Regions from separate parts of the Homo sapiens genome. Here region 2 is linked to region 1. A link is an interaction called in ENCODE POLR2A ChIA-PET data of the cell type or tissue named here. Cell type or tissue: GM12878. All regions are shown on one strand. Links, peaks and the distances in the headings refer to the core of each region. The heading gives the core; the rest is flanking DNA.

What was found. ChIA-PET counts read pairs that join two places held together with the same protein. Peaks named below come from ENCODE experiments on the same cell type or tissue, not always from the same donor. Only the 100,000 strongest peaks of a DNase experiment are listed, where the experiment ranks them.
Region 2: POLR2A ChIA-PET joins it to region 1 with 9 read pairs; 5 of 35 experiments call an interaction of 5 or more read pairs at or near these places.

What each region holds. Positions count from the first base shown.
Region 1 is chr7:101,957,773-101,960,684 of GRCh38, forward strand. The region is part of intron 2 of CUX1 (cut like homeobox 1); the gene reads left to right. Among named protein-coding and RNA genes, the nearest start is that of CUX1, 140 kb to the left of the region's middle. In GM12878, for the core only: no CTCF peak of the experiment used is centred there; no DNase peak of the experiment used is centred there; H3K27ac peaks cover 438 bases.
Region 2 is chr7:102,165,595-102,168,506 of GRCh38, forward strand. All of the region lies in intron 9 of CUX1 (cut like homeobox 1), which reads left to right. Among named protein-coding and RNA genes, the nearest start is that of SH2B2, 120 kb to the right of the region's middle. In GM12878, for the core only: no CTCF peak of the experiment used is centred there; no DNase peak of the experiment used is centred there.

The DNA.
Region 1 (2,912 bases), core at 142-2,641:
ATTTGAAAACAATAAGAAAATGTCCAAGTCTGCAAAATAGAGTCTTTTTGAAAGACTCTTCGTACTTATTAATTTATTCACCAGACATCTTTAAACGGAAACAGTGGTTAAGTGTGAGAGTTTGGAAGTCCCACAGATCAGAACCCCAGCTGCCGTTTACTCACTGCAGTCCCTGGGCAAGTAATTCAGTCATCTGAGTTTCCTTGTCCCTACCCGTGTAATGGGGGATCTCTGGTACCCATCTCATGGAGCTGCTAAAGTGATTAAATGAGACAAAAGTATGCGAGCCCTTTGCTGGAACATGTTTCTGGAATACTTGCTGTTATTAGTGGAAATATTGCCACCGTGCCATGTGCCAGACTCCGTGTGAAGTGTGCAGAGTGCTAGGTGGGTAAAAATAGCCCCCCTCCTTCTAGAACCTCCAACCCAAAGGTGGGAAGGGGCACACAGGTAACAGAAATGACAGCGTTGACATCTGGTGTGTGCTGTGTAAGTCATGTCATCTGTGCTGAACCCTGGGGCTCAGGAGAGACGTAGTGGGGCTGTCGTGGGAACTGGGCCCTACTTGGGAGCCAGGATGTGGGCCCGGCCTGAAGCTGCAGCAGCAGCAGCAGCAGCAAGATGTGAGAATATTTAGGAGATGGAACTTGGTTCAGTGGGAGGAGTAACCCAAAAGGACTCTAGGGTGGTCCTGAGATTTTCTTTTCTTTTTTTTTTTTTTTTTTTGAGGCGGAGTCTCACTCTGTTGCTCAGACTTGAGTGCAGTGACACAGTCTCAGCTCACTGCACCCTCCACCTCCCAGGTTCAAGTGATTCTTCTTCCTCGGCCCCTCAAGTAGCTGAGATTACAGGTGCGCACCACCATGCCTGGCTAATTTTGTATTTTCAGTAGAGACGGGGTTTCACCATGTTGGCCAGGCTGGTCTCAAACTCCTGGGCTTAAGCAGTCTGCCCACTTCAGCCTCCCAAAGTGCTGGGATTACAGGCATGAGCCACTGGCCAGTCCTGAAGTTTTCACAGAAGCATGAAAACACAGAGAGAATTCCTTTTCTGTCATAAGGAGATGATGCCCTTTTTTTTTTTTTTTTTTTTTTTTTTTTAAGAGACAGTATTGCCCTGTCGCCCAAGCTGGACTCCAGTGGTACAGTCGTGGCTCACTGCAGCCTCGACCTCCCTGGCTTAAGCAATCCTCCCACCTCAGCCCTCCTAAGTAGCTAGGACTACAGGCTCATGCCAGCCACCATGTCTGGCTAATTTTTAAATTTTTTATAGAGACACGGTCTGGCAGTGTTGCCTAAGCTGGTCTCAAATTCCTGGGCTTAAGTGATCCGCCCACTTCGGCCTCCCAAAGGATTACAGGTGTGAGCAACCACGCCCAGCCTGGATGATTGGATGGTGCCTATAGATTCAGGAAAAACAGACTTTTCCCCCAGAATGTTTTCCTTACCTAGCTCTATGTGTGTGCAGTGTGTGTGTGTGTGTGTGTGTGTGTGTGTGTGTGTGCAAGAGAGCGTGGCTAAGACAAGGGTATTCACCTGGCATCCTCATTCCCAAGTTGCCAATACTCCTCTCCCCTTTTTTCTTAACTCACCACCTGGGAAGTTTTCCTATTTCTCTCCCTCCTATCCCAGATAAGAAGAATTGCCTTCTTTCCTCCCAGCTGATTTGCTTTTCTCGTCATTATATGGCAAACCAGGCTGCACTCCCCTCCTAAGGCAGGCGGTGGTTCTCTTTGGGCTCTGAGTCCTCAGTGTTCTGCCTCTTCGGGTGCCAACCAGGAAAGCCGCCTTCCGCTTTTAGAGCAACGTGAAGAAATCATGGCAGCCCACGTAAGATCTCTCATTATTTCTGTTGAAACTGATTCTATCGAGGGTGGAGTGCATTGCCTTTAATTTCTTTGTTTGCGTGTATTTTTTTTCCCCTCTCTCTCACAAGAAGTATATTCTTTTCTTTCCTGTTTGTTCCTGCTCGATTTGGGGAGGCTGCTGTTTCCACTGCCTAATTAATGGGAAGGTGTTCTGCGGAGGATTTCACCGCGTACATATTCTCTGTTTGGACATGGTACAACCTGTGGACCCTTTTAAACATAGTTACATGTTTGACTCTTTATAGGGTAATAACTCGATTAATTTTGCAAGGCTTTTTAGAATACCATTGTTCTCTTGAAAAGAACAGGTTTGCTGTTTTAACAAGACTTTAATGCCATCGAGATGCCTCACATTGGCACGGTTGCGTAAGAATCGCACGGTCCCATGAAATGAAATTGAGAGAGCTTTTTCCGGCGCCTGGTTGGTTGGGGCGGCCTCCGTTCGGTGCTTTTTTCATCCTCGACCCAGTGACCAACTGTGTTTGCCCTGATGTTTCTTTCAATTCCACCATTCCGAAATGTCTCCGGAATCTGTCGTTTTAGCTTTTGCAGCAAGGTTCGTTGTGTTTGTCTTGCCCGCTTCAGGTTTCTCTAATGAGATTCACGTGTAAAGGAGGATTGGCAATTAATCGGATGACTGATTAATTGTGAGATTCTTATTCTTACCAAGGAATGCTATGGAAGTCCTGGCTTCAGATAAAATTCTCAATGAGGGCCAGTTGCAGTGGCTCACGCCTGTAAGCCCAGCACTTGAGGAGGCCGAGGTGGGAGGATCACTTGAGCTCAGGAGTCTGAGACCAGCCTGGGCAATATGACAAGACCCCATCTCTGCCCAAAAAGAAAAAATTAGCTGGGCATGGTGGCACACACTTGTGATCCCAGATACAGCTACTTCGGAGGCTGAGGTGGGAGAATCTATTGAGCCTGGGAGGTTGAGGCTGCAGTGAGCAGAGATGGCACCACTGCACTCCAGCCTGGACAACAGAGCAAGACCCCGTCTCAAAAAAGCAAATTCTCAAAGAGGCCTTAATATACCTTTTTTAAT
Region 2 (2,912 bases), core at 301-2,800, 210 kb after region 1:
CCTCAAGTGATCTGCCCACCTCAGCCTCCCAAAGTGCTGGGATTACAGGCGTGAGCCACAGCACCCAGCAAAAGCATTTACTTACCATCCTTCCTGGGGCCTTTCAGGGACCCTTGAGGGATGGGCAGGGGTTGGGGGGCCCGTGGAACTTCTTCTAGGATGAGGTGACCTCGTGGACCCCTGGTTCCGGCTCTCCTTCCCCAAATCACCCAGTGAGGAATATGACACCAGCCCAGGGAGCAGAAAAGCCTCCTTCACCTTCCCCAGAGAAGCGAGGCTCCCCTGGGTCTCACGGTGGAAACCATCTCTGTATTTGCTGGCTTGACTCTAACAGGAAGAATTCCTGAGACACGGTGTCGCTGGCTGCTTGCTACCTCCCAGGTGACTGCTGAGGGGAGGCAGAGTTTAACCTGATGCCAGCTAAGAGTAATTTCCCCCAAAAGGGTCTTCCATTTTGAGATGAGGAGGATGTGAGGTGTGCCTGGGGCCACACATGCCAGGGACCTTCGTGACAATGTCCTGGACACCATCGCCAGGTGATGGGCATCGGCTTGTGTGAGCCCCGTGGCCACCAGTCCCCTTGCCGGGTGGCTGTTTTCTGCCATCGTGGTCTGGGTTACCACTGATATGCAAGCAGTATCCTCCTCGCCCCTGTGTTTCTAGCATCAACTCTGATTTCTCAGCAAATGACAGAGAATAGACAAGAAAGAGCAAGAAAGATCTCCCAGGACAGTGCTCAGGCTTGGCGAGGGGCCGTTCTCATGGTGGGGCAGACACAAAAGTAGAACGAGGGCTCCCAGTGGCCCTGTCTCTGCAGGGACACAGGAGGAGACGGGAGTCCGGCGGTGACCACAGGGAAGTGATGTCTCAGGGCCGCCACCGCTAGATCTGGGGTTCCAGATCTAGAAACACAGCTACAGCTGGTTTAACAGGGGTCTTCAGGAAGACGCCAGAGCCTCAAAACCAGTGTCACCACACGCCGACCCGGGACAGGGCCCCCTTCTTCCTGCCTCAGCTGCCAATGATGGGCTACGCTTACTTCTCAGCTCCTGAAATGAATTTATCCCAGCTCCAGATCAGTGTCTGTTTCCCTGTTCCTTCCTTTCACTGCCATTAGGCCTGTTTTTAGTTTGAATTCTCCTGTTTCGTGGATCTCACCACACAAACCACCTCAACGCTTCATTTTGTGAGTTTTGTATTTTTTTTCGACGCCCTCAGGACAGAAATCCTGAATAACTATGTGATCAGAAAGTTGCGTGAAAGTAACGAAGGCAAGCCACAAGTGATAGAAGTCTGACACCGTGACCGCCAACAGATGGGCCACAGAGAGACTGTCCGTGAACTTGGAAACTGATTGCAAGTGCAAATGCTCCACAGAAATTATGCAATCAGGCCGGGCGCGGTGGCTCACACCTGTAATCCCAGCACTTTGGGAGGCCGAGGCAGGTGGATTACTTGAGGTCAGGAGTTCAAGACCAGCCTGGCCAACATGGTGAAACCCTGTCTCTACTAAAAATACAAAAATTAGCTGGGCGTGATGGCGGGCATCTGTAATCCCAGCTACTCAGGAGGCTGAGGTGGGAGAATCACTTCATCCTGGGAGGTGGAGGTTGCAGTGAGCCAAAATCATACCGCTGCACTCCAGCCTGGGCAACAGGGTGAGACTCTGTATCAAAAAAAAAAAAAGAAAAGAAAAGAAAAAGAAAGAAATTATGCAATCAGAAATTGAAATCATCAACAGCTAGATCCCTTCTTTTGTGAACCATCACCCTGTGATGAGATGGTATCCGCTCTGAACGGCTAAATGCCTGCTTGAGACCATGTAGGCTCCCGGGGACACCTTGTAACCAGATGCCCGGGACTTCCCCAGCGCTGGCCGTTCCAGAACACTTCAGAGCCAGTGTTACAAGTCAGGGTGGTGAGGCCACCTCCTTGGCTGCCACCAGAACAGCTTCTCCACTAGGCTAAGAAATAGGTTTTCTAGCCCAAGAGACCAGGAGAAATATCTCCAAATACATCTTATTCCAGGCAGAGTCTTAGATATTTTCTGCCCAAGAGTTGAACTGACCAGCAAGGGAGGCGTAAGCTCTTCAGTGATTTGACGTGATCATCAGAAACACTTGGCATGACACATCTGGAAATAAACTGGGAAAAATCTTTTTTGTTGAAGAGGACATTTTTCTGTAGTCTTAATAGTTGATTAGGTCGGATGCAGTGGCTCACACCTGTAATCCCAGCTCTTTGGGAGGCCAAGGCATGGATCACCTGAGGTCAGGAGTTCAAGACCAGCCTGGCCAGCGTGGCAAAACCCCGTCTCTACAAAAAATATAAAAATGAGTCGGTTGTGGCATTGTGTGTCTGTAATCCTAGCTACTCGGGAGGCTGAGGCAGGAGAATCGCTTGAACCCGGGAGGCGGAGGTTGCAGTTAACTGAGATTGCACCACTGCACTCCAGCCTGGGTGACAGAATGAGATTCCATCTCAGGAAATTAAAAAAAAAAAAAAAACCAGTTGATTAATTAGCATGAACCAGAAATCACCTCTACAGTCCTGGACATACAGGTCACCTTGCCACCTTCCTGATGGCTGGTTCTAGATTCAGTGTGGACGAGAGATAGTGACAGAGGTGACCTGCTTGGGCCTAGACACACCCACCCAGGCACCACATGAATTCAACTGAATGTAATTCCAAGAGCTCCTGGAGAGGCAAGGCAGGCGGCCACCAGCACCGCCCTGGGCGGACGGAACTGCCATTAGAAATATCCTAAATTGGCTGGGCGCGGTGGCTCATGCCTGTAATCCCAGCACTTTGGGAGGCCGAGGCAGGCAGATCATCTGAGGTCAGGAGTTCGATACCAGCCTGGCCAACATGTGAAACCCCATCTCTACTCAAAACACAAAAATTAGCCAGG